Regions from separate parts of the Mus musculus genome. Here all the other regions are linked to region 3. Evidence: chromatin loops called from intact Hi-C (ENCODE). Cell type or tissue: left cerebral cortex. All regions are shown on one strand.

Evidence for each region. A loop is a pair of places that touch in the nucleus more often than their neighbours do. Peaks named below come from ENCODE experiments on the same cell type or tissue, not always from the same donor. Only the 100,000 strongest peaks of a DNase experiment are listed, where the experiment ranks them.
Region 1: it touches region 3 in a loop (2.1-fold over the local background); 4 of 42 quality-filtered maps call a loop at or near these places.
Region 2: it touches region 3 in a loop (2.1-fold over the local background); 3 of 42 quality-filtered maps call a loop at or near these places.

What each region holds. Positions count from the first base shown.
Region 1 is chr3:152,953,988-152,961,987 of GRCm38, reverse strand. All of the region lies in intron 2 of St6galnac5 (ST6 (alpha-N-acetyl-neuraminyl-2,3-beta-galactosyl-1,3)-N-acetylgalactosaminide alpha-2,6-sialyltransferase 5), which reads left to right. The region is part of intron 2 of Gm46830 (a long non-coding RNA gene); the gene reads right to left. Among named protein-coding and RNA genes, the nearest start is that of St6galnac5, 24 kb to the left of the region's middle. In left cerebral cortex, a CTCF peak has its summit at 3,440 (motif pointing right); a DNase peak (open chromatin) is centred at 3,469.
Region 2 is chr3:152,941,607-152,949,606 of GRCm38, reverse strand. All of the region lies in intron 2 of St6galnac5 (ST6 (alpha-N-acetyl-neuraminyl-2,3-beta-galactosyl-1,3)-N-acetylgalactosaminide alpha-2,6-sialyltransferase 5), which reads left to right. The region is part of intron 2 of Gm46830 (a long non-coding RNA gene); the gene reads right to left. Among named protein-coding and RNA genes, the nearest start is that of St6galnac5, 37 kb to the left of the region's middle. In left cerebral cortex, no CTCF peak of the experiment used is centred here; a DNase peak (open chromatin) is centred at 4,629.
Region 3 is chr3:152,883,615-152,891,614 of GRCm38, reverse strand. The region is part of intron 2 of St6galnac5 (ST6 (alpha-N-acetyl-neuraminyl-2,3-beta-galactosyl-1,3)-N-acetylgalactosaminide alpha-2,6-sialyltransferase 5); the gene reads left to right. Among named protein-coding and RNA genes, the nearest start is that of Gm46830, 12 kb to the left of the region's middle. In left cerebral cortex, no CTCF peak of the experiment used is centred here; a DNase peak (open chromatin) is centred at 3,213.

The sequences.
Region 1 (8,000 bases), 70 kb before region 3:
CAACACCTTCAGGTAGATGTGCTGTAGAAAGAGCCATATTTGGGACTGTTTCCCACCTTAGTCACAGAAATGGTCTGTTTACTCAGAGAGTAAATTTATTCACTATTTCTTGTACTCAGTGAGGATAAATCTGGTATGGGAGGCTCATCTTTGTATGCATTGGTGAATAGGAACAGAATAAAAGTGTTCCTCACACTTCTGATGATTATGGGATGATAGACAGACAGACAGACAATGGGAGTATACATGTCTGTGTGGGTGCGTGTGTGAATGTGCATATGTGTGACTGTATTTTGCGCATATATGTGAGTGTGTGTGTGTGGAGGCCAGAGGCCAACCTTGAGTGTTATTCCTCAGGTGATATCCACCCAGTTATCTTTAAGATTATTCTGTATTGCTTTTTATGTATAGGTCTGGGTATGTACAAGTCAGAGCAGGTATGCATGGAGATGTGCATCATCAGATCTCCTGAGCTGGAGTTAGATAGTCAAGAGCTACCTGATGTGGGCACCAGGACCCAAACCCAGTCCTCTGGAAAAGGAGCAAGTCAGGGGTAACCCTGACTTATCTCTCCAGCCTGTGTCCCCTTTGAGACATGAGCTCCCATTGGCCTGCAGCTCATGGAATCGGTGAGGCTGTCTGGCTTGGTGAGGCTGTCTGGCTTGGTGAGGCTGTCTGGCTTGGTGAAGCTGTCTGGCTTGGTGAAGCTGTCCGGCTTGGTGAGGCTGTTGTCTGGCTACCAAGCCTCTTCAGCACTGGCAATCCCAGCATGCACCACTGAGCCCAAGGCTTGTCCATCAGATATGAGGACTGAACTCAAGTCCTCATGACTGCAGAGAGGACATGATGGCCAGTCCACCTTCCTGCACTAAAATGACTAGGAAATATTCCACCCGAATTGATGTGATTCCTCTGTGAAGCCTGCAAGCATGAGGCAGAGCACAGAAGCCATGTCTGAGGAACACACGCTGCCTGTGCTTCTTAAGAAGGAACGCCACTTGCAACTCATACAGAATAAATGCAGGAGAGAGCTCTTTAGGCAGCAAAGGAAGCAACATAAAGTAAACATGGTGGGCATGCACGCACAATCAAATCACTCTCGTTATTTTTTTTTAACCTCAATCTGTGCAGTTTTGCAAAGAAAGGAGAGGGGATTTAATGTGCAATTTGGTAGTAAATGCCGCTGGCTGCTTCATGGGCAGTTCCCCCGGAATGAATTAGCGCGTGTCCCTTGTTCACCATAACCTGTTTGTTCTCTACAACAAACATCCTGTGCCGGGGCATTCAGATTTATCACCATCGCCCGAAGCGTGCGCGGTTCCTAGATGGAAGGGTTTGCATTCTAAATATCATTTATGCATTCTCTCTTTAATTTATACCTGGGCTTTTGGCAGGCACAGGAAATCTCACAATGGAAAAGAAAATGTAGTCTACCCTAGGGATTGTGTAGCTTTAGAGGCCCAGTGTTCAAAAGACAGCTTTGCCTGGAGGAAGAGTTTAGTAAAAGTGTGTTAACAGGAAGGGAAGGAAAGGAAAGGAAGGAAAGAGGAACAGATGGTCTCAGGTTCCAGTGTCACGTCAGAGGAGGATGGACGTAGTGTACTGAGACACAGAAGAGGCACAAAAGGCTAGAAGAGATGGACAGGAAAGGCTAGGGCTGGAGGATGTCTCAGTGGGTAGAGTGTTCTTACTGTGCGAGCCTGGGTGCATAAGCTCACATTCTCAGCACCCACGTAAGAAAGAAAAATTCCAAGCCTACAGGTCCACCTCTGAAACCAGCTCTGGGTCGGTGAGCACAGGTCCATCTCTGGAAGGAGCTGTCCAGCAAGCCTCCTGCCAGCCTTCCAAAGCAGCAACCTGCAGGTTCAGTGAGAGAACCTGCCTCAAAAACTCATATGAGAAGGGCCATGCTCAGTGTTGACCTCTGGCCTTCATATATGCATGAACCAAATGCAGGTGTATGCACACGCTTGCTTGTGTGTGTGTGTGTGTGTGTGTGTGTGTGTGTGTGTGTGTGTGTGTGTACGCGCGCGCACGCGCACGCGCATGCGCACGGGCACACATCTGTGTACGTACACCACATAGGTTACAACATGATGGAAATGTTTATTTCTCAATCAGCCCAGATTTTAAAAATATTGTCATGAAAGAAAGCATTTCTCAAGTTTGCCATGAAAAGGACCCAATTATTCATTTATTTCTAAAACTTTCATAGTTTCCATGATTCCTCGTCAAAGCATTTGAACACATTCAAATTGAACGAAGTGAAAGTAGGAAAGCGTCCACTCAGATTTCCAAAGTGAACAAACTTACTGGAAAATTATCATTTCGGTTGCTCTTTTCACACTTTAAGAATTAACTTTTTCTCAAAAAAAAAAAAAAAAAAAAAGGTACCTGTTTCTAAACAGTGATTTAAAAAAAAAAAGTTTCTAATTCAATGATTAAAAAAAAGAAAGAAAGAAAGTCACATCGGCATAATTGTCAGCAAATTTTTTGTGGTGCCGTACATAATCTGCTGAGGCTTATTTTAGTATGTGACTCTGAAAGACCCCCGAAGGGAGGCCCTCACTCAAGCCTCGGGATGTGGCGCGGACCCAAGAGAGACACGGAGACCGAAATGGCGTACACACAAAGCTATTTAATAAAGCGGGGGAAAAGCCAGCGCGCTGGGGCCGAGACTCGTACACTTTTGCATAGGGTAGAGGAGTCTCGACCCCGACTCAAATTTTTCACAAGCTTTTAAAGGCAAAAACCACAAACTGGGAGGAGGAATGGGGAGGGAATAGGGGAAGTTTAACAACCACAAGTTTACTCAACCAAAGAGTCATGCCCTATGTTTGGCAATACATCTGGCCTGTTGAAACATTCTGTGGTTGTTCCAGAAAATGTTTTTCTCAAGAACATTCCGGGAACTGTTTTCCAGATGGGAGGGGTTGGGCTCCGAGGTGAAAAGTTGATGTTCTCACAAGAGGCCAGTAATTTTCTATTCTTCAACTCAGATAAGAAATTGTAAAGTGTCCTGTGGTGCTGTCTACACAGAGAGCCAGCCTTCCAGGAAATAAAATGAGATTTATAGTTAATGGTTATTAGCCTCCTCAGAGGCCAGTCTAGTTCTAGATTTCCCCCTCAGTTGTCTCAGTGAGAAAAAGTTGGATTTTAGAATTCAGAGTTTGAGGAGATGGGTAGTTGGAACGGGTCTGCATAGGATATTAATCTCAACCTCTGTTTCTGATGAAAATCTTACTGGTGAAGCACATATCTCCCATCAACGGGGCCACACACTGTCCCAGGCTCCTAAACCGTGAGTCTATATGACACTTTTTGCTCCCTCCACACTCAGCATGATAAAAGCTGTCTGTTGCATGTCATCACACTCTGGTCAGTATCTTGGGACTTTGCCAAATAGGGCTGAAAAGCACCTTCCTGCCATCTGCCTATGCCTTCTCCCAACATCTACCACCAGAGGGCAGCACTGAGACCATCTTTGCCCAGAGTACCATTTGATGTCAAGTGTTGGGTAAAGCTCCCTTTGGGGTGGAAGAATTCGAGTCTGGCTACGAAAATGCGTCTTTCTTAGTCACTACGTATCGTTTTATCACTTTCATTATAAGTCGTTAACTGTGTCCTGGAAAGTGAAGACAAACCAAGGCACGCACAGAAGCCGCTGATAACATAAACGGAGACAGGAGGGCGTGGGACCGCACGGCCTGGGGATGAGCTGGCTCTGTGTGAGGTTTCTGCTCGCAAGAGCTCCGCTTTCTTGGTCTTTTAGTAAACATGGTTCTTAATCCTCCACTTACTTTAGCAACTGAAATCCTATTTAGAGTCTTTTTAGAATGTTGGAACTGTCTATGGATGTGAGTTTTGCTTTCTTGCCTTAGTTTGGGTAAGATTAGTTTGAGTGTGTTCGTGGAGAGGGGGGCTTCCAAATGGAGCCTGTTACTAAATAGCAGCTGTTGCACGTGTTGCTTTGTTTTGTAGAGAGTGGTACAGCCATCTGAGGTTGTAGACCAATGTCTGTCCTGGTCGCTACAAATGTTCTCAGTGTCAGGGGCCACCATCATCTTGTCCCCAGGAAGCTAACACCAAATAACATGCTAAAATAACCAGGATCCCTCTTTATTGTAGTTATATTTCTTAAAAATGGAAGGGAAGGACACATACCCTTCATCCACAGCCTCTGGGAACACATTAAATTCTACTGAGCCAGAACATGAGCCCAGCAAGGTTGCTGGAAAGAAGATCAATGCACAGGATCCAGCTGTATTTCTCTACACTTCCAGCAAGAAACAGAAAATGAAACGGAGGGAGTGATTCCACCTATAACACACTGGAAAAGGAAGGAAGGAAGGAAGGAAGGAAGGAAGGAAGGAAGGAAGGAAGGAGGGAGGGAGGGAGGGAGGGAGGGAGGGAGGGAGGGAGGAAGGAGGGAGGGAGGGAAAGAGAAAGAAGGAGGGAGGAGGGAGAGAGAGAGAGAGAGAGAGAGAGAGAGAGAGACAGAAACAATCATTTTGGAAGGAGTGAAATCAAAGAATGAAGCTTACATAATGAAAGACTACAAATCATTGCAGAAGGAACAGAAGACCTGTCAGAGCAGCCGATTTCACGGCTCAGAAGATTTCATAGAGTTAGGAAGGCAGCACTCCCCAAAGCCACGGACAGATGCAGTCTGGTACTTGCTAGGATGGCCTCTGCTTCTCCATACAAACTGACAGGTTGATACCAAAGCTCACATGGGAGGGTAAGAGATTAGGCCTCCTTAAGACAGCGTTGCAAAGAGTGAGCTTGGAGGCTTTCACATGTCAGAACCTCCCAGTTTCAAAACTAGTGTCAGTTGTCAGGATTTCAGTAACCAAGATATGTTACTCCAACAAGGAAAGACACATGTCATGGAGATGGCATTGAGTCTGCTGTATAAATAGTCATGTGACTTTCCCAAGGGCGTCAAGAGTATCTGCTGAAGAATGAGTTACCCTGTCCGCACTGAGTAGTCAGTGTAACATAACCTATCTGGACGCTCTGTCAACTCAAAACAGAGCAATGTTATCAGTGTAAAACACATGGACATATTAATATATAAACCAGTTTCTTTTAGACAGCTATCTGTGTGAACTTGGCAATGGAATCTTATCTATGAGAACAAACCAAAAGATGAGGAACAAAGGGGCAAAATGAAGGAATTTTTGTCCAAATTAACAACATCTATGCTTCAAACGACACCATCAAAGAAGTGAAGAGAAAACCCAGGAAATAGGAGAACATTTGCGAATGTTGTGAGGCACTCATCTTGTGAGGCACTCGCATCTAGATGATGTAACAAGTGCTCGGGGATGATGCGACTTGAGAACGGGCAAAGGAGGAGACCTACATCTCCACAGGGACCTACAAGTGGGCTGCTAATGCCAGAAAAGAGTAGCATCCTTTATGGTCAGAAAGATGCAAATCTCCACGGCAGTACAGTATGGCTTCACACCACTTCTGATGGTCCTGGCAAGGGTGTGAAGAAACTGTATCCCTTGCTCATAGCCGGGACGGGACAGGGCTGGAACAGAGACCTTAAGTCTGGGAGTTCCTCAGAGTTATACGCAGTTACTAAATGTCCCAGATGTTCGGCTCCAGGCAGTTATCAGTGTGAAGAAAGTGTATCATTAGAAAAACTACTGCTATCGCCATGCATTTAGTACCTTCAAGCAGCCCTTATCAGAGAAGCATCTTCTTGCAGTACACGGGAAGTAACAGAGAGCCACACCTAGACAATGTACAGAGAGTGAGAGACTTTAAAGCACTCAGCCCTGAATGGGATATCTTCAAAGCCCTCTCCTCAAAGCTCAGCGGTTTATGTAGAACAGGAGGCAGGAAGACTGGAAGAGCCAGAGGTGATGGATGGCTCTGAGGAAACACAGCCTTCCAGACACAACAGGACTGATACACATATGAACTCAGACACTGTGGCAGCGCACACATGAACGCACAGACTCAAACCATGCAAAGCCCAGCATGAAGAAAGGGAGGAAGAGAGAGTGCCGTCCTCACTGAGAAGTTATATACAGTTGATATCTGCTGGGAACTGGAACATTGATACTCCACCCCCCCTCACTGGAGTGACACTGGGTATATCAACCTCATTACAAGGCAGGCACATGCCCAGGAGTAGCTGGCCAACCCAAACATATCCTGTGTCTTTGTGAGCTTTTTTTTTCTTTTGTTTTGGTTTCATTCACTATTTTTTATTTTGGTTCCATTTTTTGTTTTCTGTTAGAAGGAAAAGGAGAGACAGAGTATGAAGTTTGGTAGTGAGAAGGTGGTGGGTGATGAGTATCTGGGAAGAGATGGGGAAAATGAAAGAATATTGAATGAAAAAACATACATATACATACACATGGGCTTTCTCAGACCCACCAGAGATATAAATAATGACACAGGCTTTTTAATATTTTAAAGCTTAGGCCTTTTAGCTAGGACAGTCTCCCAGCCAGCTCTCTAGCATAACCTGACTGATCCTGGCACTACGTCACACCACCTCGCTAGCTCTGCCTCTCTGCTCCATGCTGGTCCACCTGTTCACCTCCGTGTCCACTGGTGAATCTGCCGTGTCTCGTCTTGACCCAGGGTCCCTCTTTCTGTCCAGAAGTTCTGTCTTTCATGTCCCGTCCAGCTATTGGCCATCAGATCTTCACTACAGTCAATCATACAGAATTCTAGATTCTTTCTAGGCCGATGAGGGAAAGTAAATATTTACAAACTATGAAAACAGTCGTGAGCCACAGAAATAGAAAACCAAGATCCTCCCAGCACTTAGCTCTGCCAGTACAGAATAAATAATTCAATATACAGAGATATACCTTCACACAATATACCCCAACATATATACATATGTATTTTTAAATATTTTTTATATTTGTATGTTTCTTTATATATTATATATATGTTTCTTTATACATTTATATATCATATGTTTCTTTATATCTGTATATTATATATGGATATACATAATATATAATTTACAGATATATCCATAGATAGATAGGTATACACACTACTGCACTCATTTAGAGCTGCATTACATCAGCCCACTCTTGAATGGATGAAGCCGTACATTTGGATGCTAATTTGGTCACAGAGTGGACTGAAATAATAATTGATGTCATAAACCCATGAAATCATTACTCTGAATTTAAAATGTGGTTATGGGCTGGAGACAGGTGACTCGGCGGTTAAGAGCAAGTACTGCTATTTCAGTGGGCCCAAGTTCACCCCTCCAAGAGCCCCCATCAGATGGCTCACAGCTGCCTGCAATTCCAGCTTCAGGGTGAAGAAAACCCACTGGCCTTTTCAGACACCTGCATCTATGTGCGCATGCCCACGGAGACATACATACAAACAATTTAAAAGTTTTTAAAGTAAAAATTTTAAATATGGTCACAAAGACCCTATATTGTGTAATTCCATTTATCTAGAACTTTCCTGGTGTATCCACTCTGGTACATGCTTGCTCAAGCTTGGCCAGAGTGGGCAGATGGGCCAATGACAGCTAACAGATGAGCGGAGTCTTCTTAAGGTAGTGGCCATGTTCTAGAATTAACTATGGCGACATTTTTATCTGTCTCTGAATTCGCTAAAATCTACTTAGCAGAACAGTTTAATGGGTGAGTTGCACCCACCAGGAGTTAGGCATCAACAAAACAGCTGTGATAACACAAGCCTAATTGGCTTGGGCTCAGGCTGACTCTGGCAGGGAAGGAGTCTCTCCTGAGCACGTGGGCGATGAGCACACTGGAGGTGATGTTCATCACTGGAGCAAGATGGATGGATGCCCGGCGACGGGAAGAGCACAAGTCTATTGCACAGGCCTTTGGGTCATTCCGTGTTTGCAAAGAGAAGGCTGTGTTAGGGACTCTGGAAAGATGGGAGAACACAATCACGCTGACAGCTTCAGCTGCCCCATAGGCACCCCCACTTCCCTTAAAGGGACTGCATGAGGATGTCTATAGCAGGTCCTG
Region 2 (8,000 bases), 58 kb before region 3:
CACGAGGATGGCATTCACTGCACTCGTCTCCACCGTCCAGCTTTTACATTCTTCAACTCTCTTCTCCAATCTTCTACAAGCTTTATGGGGCCATGGCCATAGGGGGCGTAGTCAGTGTCAGTGGAGGCATAGTCAACGGAGCATGGCCGGTGGGGGTGTGGACAGTGGGGCAGGCCCTGTAGGTCGGTGGACAGTGTATTGTAGTTAGTGTGGGTATGGTCAGTGGGGGATGGACGATGGGGCGTGGTCAGTGGGCGTGGCCAGTGAGGAGGTATTGAAGTTCCCTCTGTGGCTGAGCTCTTGCTGCCATTATTTTTCTCAGCACTTGGAACACTACTGTGTCTCTGTGTGATCACTGCCCAATACAAAAAGAAGCTTCTCTGACCAAGGTTTGGAACAGCCCAGATCTACAGATGTTCACATAAATATCTGGAAGGCAGTTTGACGATAGATGTCAATCAGTTCTGATTACTTCTCAAAGGCCTCACTTCTTACCGTCATAATTTGATGGCGTTTCTATCTCAAAGTGGAGACTGAATTTCAACAGGAGCTTGTTAGAAACCACCGCTGAGTGGGTAGTTTATAAACAACAGAAATGTACCTTTTCTCAGGTATAAATCGCAAGAAGTCCAAGGTCAAGGCCCCTACCTGCACATGTGATGTGTGGCAAGGAGCCTCTTCCTGGGAGACGATTTTCCTGGCACTGTTTTATTTCATGGCAGAAAGGTGAGGCTCTTTCTTGAAGGCATCAGTCCTGTCGCATGCTCCACAGGCCCCGCCTCCTAACTCCTGAGATTGGTGATAAGGTCTGACCACACCCTAAAGGGTGGGTCTAGGCCATAGCCCGCATTTTCCTCTCTAGCACCGGACACTAGGCTCTTGCCTTTCCTCTTCACTTGATCCTCTACAACATCTCCTTAGGTCTTCCTTTCTCTAGGCCATTGTGCTTGGAGCTGTCGTGTGTGTGTGTGTGTGTGTGTGTGTGTGTGTGTGTGTGTGTAACACCTTGCCTTCCTTTCACAATACAGCACATGCTCCGCTGGGTTATTTGGAGGAGTATGCACTTGCACAAAGGCAGGCACTTCCTGGTTACTCATTCTCACGCTCTCGCAGCCTTGCATAGTGACTGACCCAGGGACGATGCTTAATGACCATCTGCTGTAATAAATACATTTTACCACTAATCATCTAATCAGTGTACGTTTGGTTTCACGCGTGCATCACTGCCCTGAAAACCTGAAAGCATATGTATGTGATTATGTGTTAGTCTGAACAATCAAGGAATCTGATTCACCCTGCCTTTGGAGTATCACTTCCCAGTGTTTTTTAAAACTCTGTTTCCAGGGTATAAAATACATAGAGCATCTTTGGGACCACCCTAAGAGGGCTCTGGTGCTGCCCTGGTCTCATGGTAAAAACCTTCAGGCATCTCAGAACTTTCTGTTCAGATCGTGGCTGTCTGTGTCTCTGTTACTTATAAGACATCTCTGCTGCCGCCATGCTGCATCCATCTTTGCACCTCTGGAGCTGCATGACCTTGTACCTCCACAGCCTCATAACCTGTGCACTGCTTGAAGTCACAAAACTGTTGACTGGTTCACATTTTGACTCAAGTACTTTGTAACCTCTGGCATATCTCTCCATAAGGAGTCAGTTTCCATATCTGTAAAGTGGGTGTTATGTTGATGGGAAGCCCCAGCACACGGGCTTACCATGTAACACTGCATATATAGTAAATAAGAAACTCAGCTCAGTGCTTAGAAAAGGCAGGGACTATGAAAAAGGACAGTGTGGAGATGAATCTAAGTTGCTTTGTGAAGAATTCTAGCCTGTCAGGGTGTTAATTTTTCATTGTCATGGTCTGCCAAGATGTAGCCACGGATTCAATAAAATAACTGCACAAGAAACCAAAGAGACAAGCTCCCCAATTTTTATATTAATGACATTTGTCTGAAATATAAAGCAAAGTGAGAAATTGGGATGTAAATAAAACACGCGACAATTTATAGATGACTCCAATGTGTGAGCCACGTCATTTGTCTTACGGCTGTGATTTTCCTAAGAAGAAAATTATTAGACAAAGATTCTCAGGCTATATATCCTTGAACATGATATGCACTTGGAGACGGTGCTGATAGGGAAAAAGACAAGAAAATCACAGTGGAGCCAGCTCATCCTACTTAAAATTCCATAGAGTTGTCTGTGCTTTATGACTGTAGTAATTATCCTTCCTCTTGTCTTTGAAGTAACAATAAGAAATAAGCGAGGAGAAGGGTTCTCTTGTCATAATATGTTTTGGAAAGTCACGGTGTTAACCATTCACACGGTAATGAAAATACTTTATCCTTAGATGGGTCTGTCCTGCCGTAGCACGCCTATCAGTGTGCTCAGTCAACGACTTCTCACTGGGATGCTTGCTGGTTTACAGTTGGGTTCATCTTCAAACACTTTCCTTTTGTGTATTGGTTTGTCTGCTGGTTTTCTTATAATTTAGTGTTATTTTAGGGGCACTTTGTAATTTTTTTCAATTGTTGCCTATTCCTCTGTAATTATCATAATTGCATCTTATTATATAATTTGTGCAAATGTATGCAATCATGGAATTAGAACATGCAGGCAGCGATACGCACTGTCACAATTGCTGTGGTTAAAGGTACATGATTTTTTTTGATCTTTGAGAAAAAATACAAGCCACATAAATATAGTAATCCCAGAGGGTAGCATGCTAGCTGTCGGCATTGATTGCCCAAAGAAATCAACCTAACACTTCCCCGGAGACAAAGATAAGGGGATTTTACTTTTTTCTAGTCTAAATCATCAGTTTGGTAATTGGTGAAACACTTATATGATTTTTTTATCAACTTAAACGTAAAAGCTTTCACTATGCAAGTATGAGGACCTGAGGTCTACCTCCAGAACCTGTGTAAAGATGTCTGAGGCAGTAACAGGCTCTTGTGAGCCAGACTGGGGCTGCAGAGACAGGAGGAGCCCTGTGGCTTGGGATAGCCGTTTTAGCATGATTGGCAAGTTCCAAGCCAATGAAAGTTCCTATGTCAAAAAATAACATGGATGTCACAAGAGGGGCGACAGTTGAAGTTATCTCTTAACTACAGGCGCACACATATGCACCAAGAAAACAAACTCATTAAATCCCAATGACTACATTATCCCAGTTACACTTTTACTAGAGGATGTATCAGTGTGAGTTTGAAGGCATGTTCACTAATACCCTGGGCTCTATGTATACTTCCATAAAGTTAGTAGTATATATGCTGGTGGGTAAACATTTAGACAGCGATGATTTATGAAATTTTCTTTTCGAAAGCCCGGTGTTTATAAACTTCTGCTTCTTAGGTCATGCATTAGGAAAACATTACCTGCCAATGAGTACACTCGCAGAAGAGAGCATCATTCAGGTCCAGCCCTGCTTTAGTTACTTCTACATTGCTGTGACTTGAGAGAGGTGGAGGGTCCGGTTCCCCAGTGACTGACCTACTTCTTCCAGCCAGGCTCCTTCTCCTAGAAGCTCCCCAAAATAGCTCCCACCACCTGGGTGCATTTAACCCTGGGAGCCCGTGGAAAGCGTTTCATATTCAAACTGCCACATTCACCCAGGAGACGTGTAGCGGATCAAAACTGGGCTCTAAGCAAGCTAAGCCCACCACAATCATCATAATAGGAAGCAGACAGGCGTGGCGCTGGAGCAATACCTTAGAAATTTACATCCTGATCCACAGACAGCAGAAAGAGAGAGACCTTGAGCCTGGCCCAGGCTTTTAAAGCTTTGAGCCCATCCCTAAAGGCATACTTCCTAATCCTTCCTAAACAGTTCACTAGTTGGTACCTAAGCGTTCAAATACATGAGCCTATGGGAACCATTTTCATTCAAACTACAACATCCACCCATACCAGAAGCACCTGAAGATCTCTGCCCCACCGTGCTCGCTGTGATAGATCATTTCCATCACCAACTTGATTGGATGAGGAAACTCCTGGGGCAACACTTCTGAGTGTACCGGCCAGGGAGTTTCCAGAGAAGTTTAACTGAGGGAAGAAAGACCCACCCTGTATTTTGGTAGCGCCATCCAATGGCCCAGGGGTCCCAGACTGAATGAAAAAGGAAATAGAGAAAGCCAGCCGAGCCCTGGAATCCCCTTTTCTCTGCTTCCTGTTAGCACCTTGGACCAAGCCACCCTGTCACCAGGCTTGTCCTCCACAGTGGACTGATTTCCTCTGACCCACCAACCTGCTTGCTTTGTATCGGGTGCTTGACTCTCATCGGGGCAATGAGAAAAGTCCCCGAATCTCCGACAGGGAAACTGAGGCTGGAGTAGATCCTGAGGTTTCAACACGTTCATAGCAATCATCATGGTTCATTTGAGGATTTGAAAAGTGAAGAGAAAATACGTTTTCAGCCAAAGTCAAGGGAGGTCCACAGAGTCATCTGCACAAGAAGCAAAGTCAACCGGCTGATGCTCTACTGTGCAGAAGATCTCCCCCCTGCCATCTCTGCATGCAGAGTACTGGGGCAGGGGTGTCTTTTAGCTGTGAGCCAAAGAGGGAATTCCATCCTGGCTGAAAGCTTGCCTGCCTGTGAAGCAGTCTGCAGGTGGGAGGTGAGAGCATCCGCACAGCAAGAAAGACCGGGCTGTGCCAGCCACACAGCTGTGCACAGCTGCTCAGCTTTGTCTCCAACTGCTCATGTTAAACAGCTGCACATTACCAAAGAGGCTCTACCCTCCTCTCTTCTTCATCCTAGTTCTTTTTAATCAGAAAAGGAAAGCCAAGACTGCACCAGCAACCCTGCTGTCTGCTGTATGCAGGTGCCATTCCTTGGTCTTGGGGAGTGGAGTCAGAAACTCCCACAATCAATAGTGTTTCTCTTCCAGCTCCTGTGCAGGTCTAAGCCTGATGTCTCATTGCACAATGGTACCTTACTGTCATCTATGCATGTCTTGGCTGTATTCTCAGCTATACTGGGATTCAGGTGACCACAGCTCATAAGTCAGGCCTGCCTGGAAAGTCTACTTTTCAGTGATTCAAAGTCCCCCTGGCAAAAATCATGATTGTTGTATCTACTGGAAAGTGCACAATAGGTCCACAGTGAATTGTTGTGTGTCATTGTGGAGAGGGGTCCTCAGGGGCAAGCTAGAGATTCAGGCAGGTCAGGGGTCAGTCCAAAAGTTGGCAGGTCAAAGGACAAAGAAAGGCCAAGGTTTGAATTTGGGGCCAAAGACAGGAAGAGGCTTTCTATTCAAGGCATCCGCACCCCTAATCCACACTCTTCAGGGTTTTAGTCCCAGCCAGGTCTTCAGTTGTTTGGAGGACACACACACACACACACACACACACACACACACACACACTGGCAAAGCCAATCTGCCTTTCCCAGTCTATTGCATCGTGTGTGAATCCCATCCAAACAACCTCAAAATGCATTTTACCAAGCAGCAGGGCACCTCATGCCTAGTCAGATGCCATAGAACTTAACCATCATGCTAAACAGCATGTAAAACACTCTTTTTAACAAGCCAACCCATTGGCTAGCTAACCCTCTTCAGAGAATGGAGCCATGCGAAAGACCCAAGCTGTTCGAGTACCTGAACTCTCCTCCCTGGCTTCTATGACTGTTAAGAAATGAAGAAATCACAAACAAAATCATTTTCACTGTCAAGTGTTTTTATGTCATTTTTACCAATGTTTCGCTTCTGAAAAGAGAAGTCAGAAGAACAGAAGAACAATTCCCCAAGCAGACCTCAGATGCTCTGCACCCTTCTTTCTGCTTATAATGTACTGAAGTTTGACATGTGGAGCCAAACGCACTTCTTAACTGAACAGAAAAGAAAGAATTCTCATAAATAAGCTGTGTCTATTACACACACACACACACACACACACACACACACACACACACACACACAAGAATGCAGCCTCTAAAATGGGAGGCTTTCTAGTTTTATATCCTTTCATACCCTCTGTGTAGCTGGGGGCGATCTTGCTGAAGAACTAACACATTCATGGCTCTCTCCACATAAATGGCTCCCCCACCTCACAAGGACATCTGGGTCAGGTCTAAGTGAAGCTTCCTAGCAGGACCAGACCGCCCTCACCACTCAGCCATTCCCACCAGCCTTCTTACTCACTAGAGACAGCGAGCTCACAGCTTTTCAAATTTGCAGAGAATGTCTGTGCCATTGTCCCTAACAGCTCTGCTCACTGTGGGTTTTCCCTAAATCCCCACAGATTGTCGACACCATCCCTAATGGTTTTCCATCTGTTGGTCCAGCGGTGTCTCAGGAGTCTTGTCTGAGTCTTCTCTAACACACATTTCTCACTCAACAATACAAGGCGGCCAAAGGAAATATGCAGTGTTTGTGGCGCATGGGGCGTGTCCTTAGCTGTTGGATTGTCTAGGGGGCGTGTCCTTGGCTGCTGGGTTGTCTAGGGGGCGTGCCCTTGGCTGTCCGGTTGTCTAGAGCATATAGTTTTTGGTTTAAGAATGTGTGTTAATTCACTCCGTATCCCTAGTGCCTCACGGGGTATAATGCTGAGTAAATGTGGGCAGAGCTAAGCTAAATTCCCAAAGACCAAGTCAAGCATTCATAGCAGCTTAATAAACGTCTGACCTTTCTTTGTTATACGCTCAGCAAACTCAGATACCTTTGCCCCAAGATAAGCTTCGATTAGGGAGTCAAAGCTGCAGTAAGAACATGAATCAGGGTGCTCCTGGACAGATGTGTGAGCACTGTGCATGCAGAAATAGAAAAGGCCCATGACCTGTTGCACTGAGAACTGATAAAAGAATCAGAAAAACAAAACCACGCCATGAATACAACCTTAAATGAGGTGGAAATCTGTGTGGAAGCTTGGAGGTGAAAATGGGGGGCGGGAGGTAGCGAGCGGTAATGTCCCGTATCGTATCGTGTGATGCTATGCTGTATTCGTATTTATCATGGTGTTTATTTGACATGTAAATTAGTTTAGAAAACACAACAGTGAGCTAGAACTAGAGAGGAGAGGGAGGAGGTGTGTGTTTATCTGCATGCCGTTCCTGTCCAGGAAAGGAAAGGAGCTCTCTTAGAACCAACTCTTCCTTAGAGGGAAGGGTTCTCACTGTGTAGCCCAGATGTCCTAGAACTGGCTGGCCTCAACCTCACAGGGTCCTTGCCTGCTTCTGCCTCCCGAGTGCTGGGATTAAAGGCGTGGTCCACCACACCTAACAATACGTCCAGCCCTTGAGTAGATTTTATACACCTGGGCTTGAGAAGCGCCAACAAGATTTTGAATGTTACCTCCCACAAAGAAATAACAAAATTTAGTAATTTACATAATTAAAAATTTAAATCCTATCAATTCAGTGACTCTCTATAAATCGACCTTACCATTCTCTGACATCTTAAGGGAAGAAAGCCATCTCCCTGATACTCCTGGGTGAATTTCAGATGAATGTAACTCAAAGTGAGAAGGAACTTCAGCCTAAAAGTATTAATGGCTTTTTAAAAAAAGTGACAGCTCAGATATAATGTATCAATCATCTAGCAATCTGCTTAGCTCTTTTTAATAAAAACCGTACAGATCATAATTCATGCAGTCTGGCATACCCAGCCAGGGGTTTTAAGTTGCTCTTTACTGTCAGTGTTTTCAGCTCTAACATTGTTGTTTCTTAGGCACAACATCCTGGGGACCCACACACTATCTTCCTGTGCTGTCAGGGGACCCACACTACCTTCCTGTGCTGTCAGGGACCCACACTACCTTCCTGTGCTGGTGACAGCTGGGCCAGGGAGCAGCAGCCGGCCCAAAACCACCTGCCAATTCTAACAGATATGGCCCATCAGGCGTTTGTTTGATGAGTGACTGCCCAAGCAATTGGATACTGTTTAGTGTGGAGACACCAATCACAAGGTGATGCCAAAGATCACGGCTTCGTAGGGAACAGGCAGGCTATAGGCCAGGTGACAAAAGGTAGAAAGAAAAATGCAGAGGTTACTGTGGGTGGT
Region 3 (8,000 bases):
CATGTAGTCCAGGATCCCAGCCTAGGGAATGGTGCCACCCACAGTGAGGAGGTCTTCCTACCTTGGCTAACCCAATCAAGATAATCCCCTAGCTCCCTGGGACTAAACCATTAACCAAAGAAAGCACATGGTGGGATTCATGCCTCTATCTACATATGTAGCAGAGGATGGCCTAGTCAGTCATCAATGGGAGGAGAGGCCCTTGGTCCTGTAAAGGTTCTATGCCCCAGTATAGGGGAATGCCAGGGCCAGGAAGTGGGAGTGGGTGGGTTGGTGAACAGGGGGGAGGGGAAGGGGATAGGGGGTTTTCGGACGGGAAACCAGGAAAGGGGATAACATTTGAAATGTAAATAAAGAAAATATCTAATAAAAAGAAAAAAGAAAACATTGGAAGGGTGAGAAAGTAAAAAAAAAAAAAAAAAAGATAATCCCCTAAAGGTGTGCCAAGAGGCCCCCCAATGTCTCTTCAGTGTGATAACTGAAGTTAATCATCACAAGCTGTAACTATTTTTAATCCATGTTTCTTCTAGTTTTAACAGAATTATTAAATGTATAATTCCTTCAATCTTTGCCTAAATTTTTGGTTGACTGAATTTTGTTCCTTATTTATTTCAACAAAAAACAACTGTCTTAGGCACTGTTCTATTGCTTTGAAGAGATACCAAGACCATGGCAACTCTTATAAAATAAAGAATTTAATGGGAGCTTGCTTACAGTTTCAGAGGCTTAGTCCACTGTCATCATTGTGGGAACATAGCAGCACACAGGCAGACATGGTGCTGGAAAAGGAGCTAAGAGTTCTATATCCTGACATCCTGATTTATAGGCAGAGAGAGAGAGAGACGGAGAGACAGAGAGAGACAGAGACAGAGACACAGAGACACAGAGATACAGAGACAGGCAGGCAGGCAGACAGACAGACTGACTCTGGGCTTGGCATGAGATTTTGAAACCTCAAGGCTCACTCTAGTGACACATTCCCTCCAACAAGGTCATGTCTCTTAATCCTTTTGAAAAATGCAACTCCCTGGTAACTAAGTATTCAAATATTTGGGCCTGTGGGGGTCCTTATTGAAATCACTACAGAAATTACTAAAATGTGTCCTGTTGTTTGTAGTCTTAAAGAAAAGTTTTAATATAAATAAATTTCTTATCACCAACCTCCTTCTCTTGTGATCTGTCTATTGTTGTTAACCATATTTATATTATTTTTATTTGTGGGTCCGTGTAGGGTTATATGAACATGAGTGTAGGTACCCATAGAAGCCAGAGGAGATGTCAGACCCCTGGAACTGGAATTCCAGACAATCGTGAGCTGCCTGTCCTAGGTGCTGGGAATCAAACTCATGCCTTTGCAAGAATGGCAAGTGCTTCTAGATGCAAAACTGCCTCTCTAGCCTCACATCAAACACTTAGTGTTAGCTGCAAAATCATGAGGCCTGTTGGGGTTTTGATAGTGTCATTATTGATGCTTTTCTTTCTTCCCTTTTTCCTCAAACAATTAACTTGCTTATGGAGAGCCCCCTGAGACTTTGGCTTATGTAAGGAATTAGAGACGGTCTTGCGTAGTCATGCTGGACCTTTCTGATTCATTTCATTTCGTCAACGTTCATTCCTGTCCTCTGAGAGTCTTGTGGGTTCCAAGCTGTTGGCTCCTGGTTATGATTCTTCCTCTCCTAGTCTGCTCATGGCTTCTGTTCTCTCCCTGGTACAGCTTCTCTGTACCAGGTCAGCTGGTCCCACCCCTACTCCTGTCCCTGCCCCTGCCTCAAACTCCCTTCTTCCATTGCTGTGGAACTTCAGCCAGGAGTGAATACCCTTGGTTTATTCCACTGTCAAAAACTCATGCCAAAAGCTTTCTTCCCAAGCTGCATCTCTCTAGTGGTGATATCTTAGGAAGGCTACAGTTGGTTAATTAAATCTGGCCTGCTTTCTTCTCTTCCTCTTCCTTTTCCTCCTCCTCCTCCCCTCCTCCTCCTCCTCCTCCTCCTCCTCCTCCCCCTCCTCCTCCTCCTCCTCCTCCTCCTCCTCCTGTGCCCTTGGTGCAATAGAGTGGCCTGTTTAGAGTTGTAGACACAGCGATCCTTCTCAGGAAATAGCTTTTGCCTTCAGAAAGGGACAGTTTGTGGCATAGGAACTCTGATCTCCTACCACTCAGATCCTGCGCTCTCTCTGCCTCCTCTCAGTTAGCTCAATTGCTTCAGGAAAAAAAAAATCTCTTTTTTATTAATCATGTTATTTGTTTACATTTTAAATAGTACCACCCTTTTCTAGCTACCCCTCCAAAAAACCCCAATCCCATCCCCCTTGTCCCCCTCCCCTTTGCCTCTATGAGGGTGTCTCCACCCAGCCACCCACTCCCACCCCACCCCTCTAGTATCTCCCTACACTGGGACATCAAGCTCCCACAGAGCCAAGGGCCTCCTCTCCCATTGATGCCAGATAAGGCCATCCTCTACTTCATATGAAGCTGGAGCCCTGGGTCCCTCCATGTGCACTCTTTGGTTGGCGGTTTAATCCCTGGGAGCTGAGTGGCCCAGTTAGTTGATATTGCAGCTCTTCTTATGGGATTGCAATCCCCTTCTGCCCCTTAAAAACAACTGACACTTTGGCCTTCCTTCTTCTTGAGCTGTAAATTGTATCTTGGGCATTCTGAGCTTTTTGGCTAATATCCACTTATCAGTGAGTGCATACCACGTGTGTTCTTTTGTGACTGGGTTACGTCACTCAGGATGATATTTTCTAGGTCCATCCATTTGCCTGCAAATTTCATAAAGCCGTTGTTTTGAATAGCTGAGCCCTCTCTGGCACTTTTATAATTTGCGTTCAGACTTATTTCCCATCTGCTTGCCTGGCTTCTGGGTGGAGAAGACTGCAGAAGGCTTTATTTCCTGGCCATGTGCACATACCAGGAGCTTCTTGTCCTCTCTATCTTGAGCACTGTTTCTCTTGACACTGAAGCTGCCCTCTATGGTGTCCAAATCTGAGACAATGTGAGAATCCCGTCCCTACAGCCTAGGCATTGCTCCCGGTGTGACAGCTAGATCTGTAGAACCCCTACACCACAGAATGGATGGTTCTGGGCATGAATTCATATAGCAGTTACCTGGAAATCTAGGCACACAAGGTTCTGTCCCTTCGTCTGTCAGAAACCCGTGCAGCTCCTCAGCTTCCTGCTCTCTCTGTGGTTCTCTGCTTAGTGGTTGAGGAGAGATGCTCAGGGGAAGGACACGGTGCCAGCTCTGAGGTTCCATGCGGATGGCAGACTCCAAAGCAAAGCAACCTGTGCCTGGGCAGACACGCCCCTCTTCTGATATCAGGCTCCTCAGCCCCTCTCCTCGTCAGTGCCAGCCAGTAGAAAATGGGTCACTGGCAACAAATTATTGTCTGAACTAATCTCTTCCTGGCAGCAAACCGGCCTGACAGCACACTCAATTTAGATGATTAGAGAGTTTAATAAAGGGGCTGCTGGGCACATGAGCATCTTTTCAGGGCTCAGAGAAAGAAGTCAAGGCACATTTCAGTGCTCAAGTTTATAAATAGCAAGGAGCCTTTACCCTTTTTAGGACTGAAAGGGGCAAAGAGTAGGGATGGATGGCCAGGGCCACACAGGTTATTATCTAGACCTCAGCTTGGTAAACTATGGGTCACAGACCCAAAATCACATGACTGAATGTGGAGGTCATGAAGATAAATTGCCAACAGCACAAGGTTTCTGAAGATGCAAAGACCAGAAATAAATTCAAAGTTCAAGTGCATACATAATGAAGGCCCTCCTGTACTGTGTCCCACTACATCACTGCACCCTTGACGTCCTGAATACATAACATGCATTTGCTCTGTTTACCTTGCCTTACCCAATAACACCAACAAACACTGTTCAAACTCCAAACTCCTGTATGTCACGAACTGTGATAGCTCACTGAACATGCAAAAATTTCTGCTTCTACAGACACATGATGGCATAATCAGGGGGGAAAAAAAAGACAAATATTTACTAACTCACACCTCTCAGCATGTACTAGATCAATATGTCTTTGGACTGTATTGAGTTAAAATATTTTTATTTTAAAATTGATGTTTGAGTTGCTGATGAATTTCATAAGAAATTATTCAGTGAATTTTGGCTTCAGATTAGAAAAATTTTTCCAGAAATTTATGAAATGGCTCTAAACATACTTCCTCTCCTGTATGCTATAGATCTATGCAAAGCAACATTCTCGGCACTGATGAACATAAAATCAAAATATTGATCAGCTTTGAAAAACATTGAATATGGTCTATGTTCAAGATAAAACATTCAGCCAAGATTTCTTTATGTAAAAATAAATAAGTGGATCCATCTGATCAATATCCAAATTTGCTTTCATCTTTAGTAAGTGGAAAATTATATCAATGCTAAAGAACTGGTTTAAAATAAACTTCTTTAGGATTTATCATCAGTAGATGATTAATTTGTATACATATATCCATATACCATCTAGGGCCATATAAACTTTTCTTACCTAAGGCCTGTTTGGGTATTGATAGAGTCATTCTTGCTGTTTTTCTTCCTTTCCTTTTTCCTTAAACAATTGACTTGCTTATGGAAAGTCCCCAGGGACCTTGGGTTTTATAAGGAGCCCATGAAAGTCTTGTGAGTCATTTTGGGCCTTTCTGATTTCTGTTTCATTTTACCCACATCAGTGAGAAGATTTAAAGCAGCCTTGGTCTAGAGACAGCACTTTAAGAAAAGAACTGTGCCCCCTACAGGGATAAAGTAAAAGAAACTCCCCCTTCCCACCCCCACAATCAGCTCTTGCTTCCCAGATCTAGCCAGGGTGTGACCTTGGTCCCAGCCATTTCAAACCCATATGGCATGCAGAGACACTAGATCTACCCATGAAGGTCTTGCCTCTAGGACATGTGGAAGAGACTGCAGAGAGGACCTGTAGAAGCTGTCCAAGATGACCCCTAACAATACAACTGTGTGGAAGGTCCTCTAAATCCACCCATGTGTGTGTGTGTGTGTGTGTGTGTGTGTGTGTGTGTGTATGTTTCAAGTATGTACACTCCACAGCATGCTTGTTGAAGTCAGAGGACAACCTCAGATGCCAGTCCTCAACTTCTACCTTGTTTAGGACAGTTCCAGATGCCAGACTTCCTGAGGTTCCGAGTGGACCCTGTCTCCACCTCCCATCTTGCTGAGGGGAGGGATGCTGTCTGTCATTATAAGTGCTCACCCTTCATGTCTGGCTTTATGGGGATCTGGGGATTTGAACTCAGGTTGTCACACCTGTGCTCAGGTTCCTAGGCATATACAGCAAGTTCTGCCTCACTAGGCCACCTCTCCAGTCCTGTGAGATGCTTTTCATTCATAGAAATCAGGCTACTGACTTGTGTGGAGCAAATATAAGGTTATCTTAAAGACTCCTGTCTGTAGCTATGTGTACATGATAGGGTGAAATCGGGGGTTGAGAATAGCTACAGGACAATGCTCACATGGCAAATACCCGTATTTGCAAGCTAGGACCTTGGGTTATTTAAACTCACACCCACTGAGCATTATCTGAAAGACATTATCTGAATAGCCTTCTGCTATTCTCACACCACTATAGGACCCTCTCCATATTTATTTTCAACGTGCCATTTCTTAGTTCAATCTTGGTATTCTTGCTCTTTCCACTGGGAAGAGTTTCCTTTTTCATTCCATTAGCATTAATTGTTTGCATCTTCTCTAGTAACAATCCAATCCAGCTCTTGGACTCCTAGATTGTACATCTGGATGTCTGCAGGACATCTTCAGATGGAACTTTACAGACGGCTTAAATGTACACATTTTGTTAGCTCATTCTTCTCATAGAGCCCCCAGGCCCCCAATACCATGCAAGTTCCCTAACCCTTGACCCCAGTCTTATCCTGTGGGCTTAAGTATTGCTTTCTAACAACAAAATGTTTAGTAGGGATATTTTGTTTAGGAAGCAACAATAAGCTATTCGCAGTTCCCCCCCCCTAGTGTCCCATGCAGTGAAAGGGACCAGCAATGCCTGGCAGTGTGTCAGGGTCACTTTCCCCAGGGCTATCCAGTGGTAGATCACCACCCTTCACACCCTACATGGGTGGCCTCAAGTACACAGTGAAGACAAGTCACCTCTGCCTTCCTTCCCTGATACTCTGTCCCAATATCTGGAGTTCCAGTGACTGTTTTTCAAGTAAATCACCATGCCTTTTAGCTTTGCCTCCGAGCTCTCTCTACCTCTGGCCCTTCTCTCTCACATCCTATTAGCATCGTCTTCCAAGAACACTGAAGAGCCTTCCAAGGTCCTCCCCACCTTCGTGCGTTTACCCTCTCCTGCAGCCCATTAGCCTTTCCCAGCATACAATTCTGGCCCTGTCACCCTCTTTTCTGAGCAACCAAATAAATAAAACGCCCACCATCTTTCTCTTGTTTGCTGCACCCAGGTCTGAAACCTCCCTTGTGTTTGCCTCACGGTGTTCTTGTGTTTAATTTGAGTGCTTTGAGGCAAGTGTGCCTTCTCTAGGTACCCACTAGCCTCTTGTCAGTTGCAACCTCCCGGATGTCCTTGGCAATCCACATGCTTTAAGGTCTTAGCTTGGCAATGCATATGCATTACCATCTCTCTCTCCTTACTCACCCACAGGTAGTGGGCACCTCAGCCCTTTCCAGGACCTGTCAAAGCGCCACGCCCTGCCCTCTTTCCTCTGGCTTGTCCCACTCACTTTTTAAGAAGCATCTCAAATGTCACTCCCTCAGGATGCCCTGCAAACTCTAGCTGCTCCTTGTTACCTCTGTGACACTTTATCTGCTTCTGTGTCACTTGTCTGGCCGGCTTCAAATTCAAAGGCATGAGCCATGCTGAAGTTTTTCTTCACTACCCCACCTTCTGTACAGAAGAATTGGAAATGTCAAAGCTTTTTCAATGGTTGCTAATGAACACCGTATGCGCCTACATTTACACTGCTTCCTCAGGACCCCACTTTACATTACCACATCTCCCTTGTCTCCAAATCACAATTCTCTGCAGCTTTCTCTAATTAATCTGTGAGAAATATAGACTATCATTACACTAATCTTTGGCCACATGAGGGTTGAATCCTATTTATATTTTTCTTGTTTTACTAGCAATAATGGTGGTAAGGACTTACCTAGCAAATCTCTGAGATTTCCACTTGAGGAATTTGTTAAAGGTTAGAGAAACGTGTAAAGCCTAATTCTCCGGGCCTTGCTCCTCGTGGCTAAGCAGCTCTCCACTGTGTTGCTCGTTAGCTTTCGGTTCTGGGAGACACCCTTTGAACGCCCGCTTTGTGCAGATGCCTCCAATTGTCTCCTCTTTCTTTCATTAGGCATGAGCAGGAGAGCTGTATCCCTTCTGTTTTCCATTGTGACTTTCCCCCCACTAAAAGCTTGCTGACTTAGAACCTATTTGAGGAAGGCTTGGTCAAAAGAGAGAATGAGAGAAAGGAACTATTTTTAAACTTTCTCTTTCACTTACACCTAATACAGGGAGAATCTCTTTATGATTAAAGTACCTCGGCTTGGAACACACAGTGTGAAGTACATATGCAGCACGGTGTGGTTATAAATATACTTCTCTTATCAGAGAAGAGAGCAGGCGAATCAGCCTCATCCTGCAAGGTCATATATCACAGAGACAGCGGGGTTCACCCAGGACTGAATTATGTTACGAAGCCAAGGGTTTAACATTGTCATCTATTTTGATTGACACCAGAAACCTCTTCCAGGACAGTAAACATAAAGATGCTAGGGAAAAAAAAAAACCTCACTTACAAAATGGTCTGATAGACCCTGCTAATGAGTTTTAAAATGTGGTATAACAACTTAATCAAACCCGACAGCTCCATAAAAGAATTAATTTGGTCACTGACTCTCTTTCCAAAAATGACTTTGCCGCTCTATTCATGAAGGTGAGAATTTTTCTGTGGCCCCAGCATTCACAAGTCCACTCAGAATGACATGGCCCAGGGTGGGTCATGGCTTT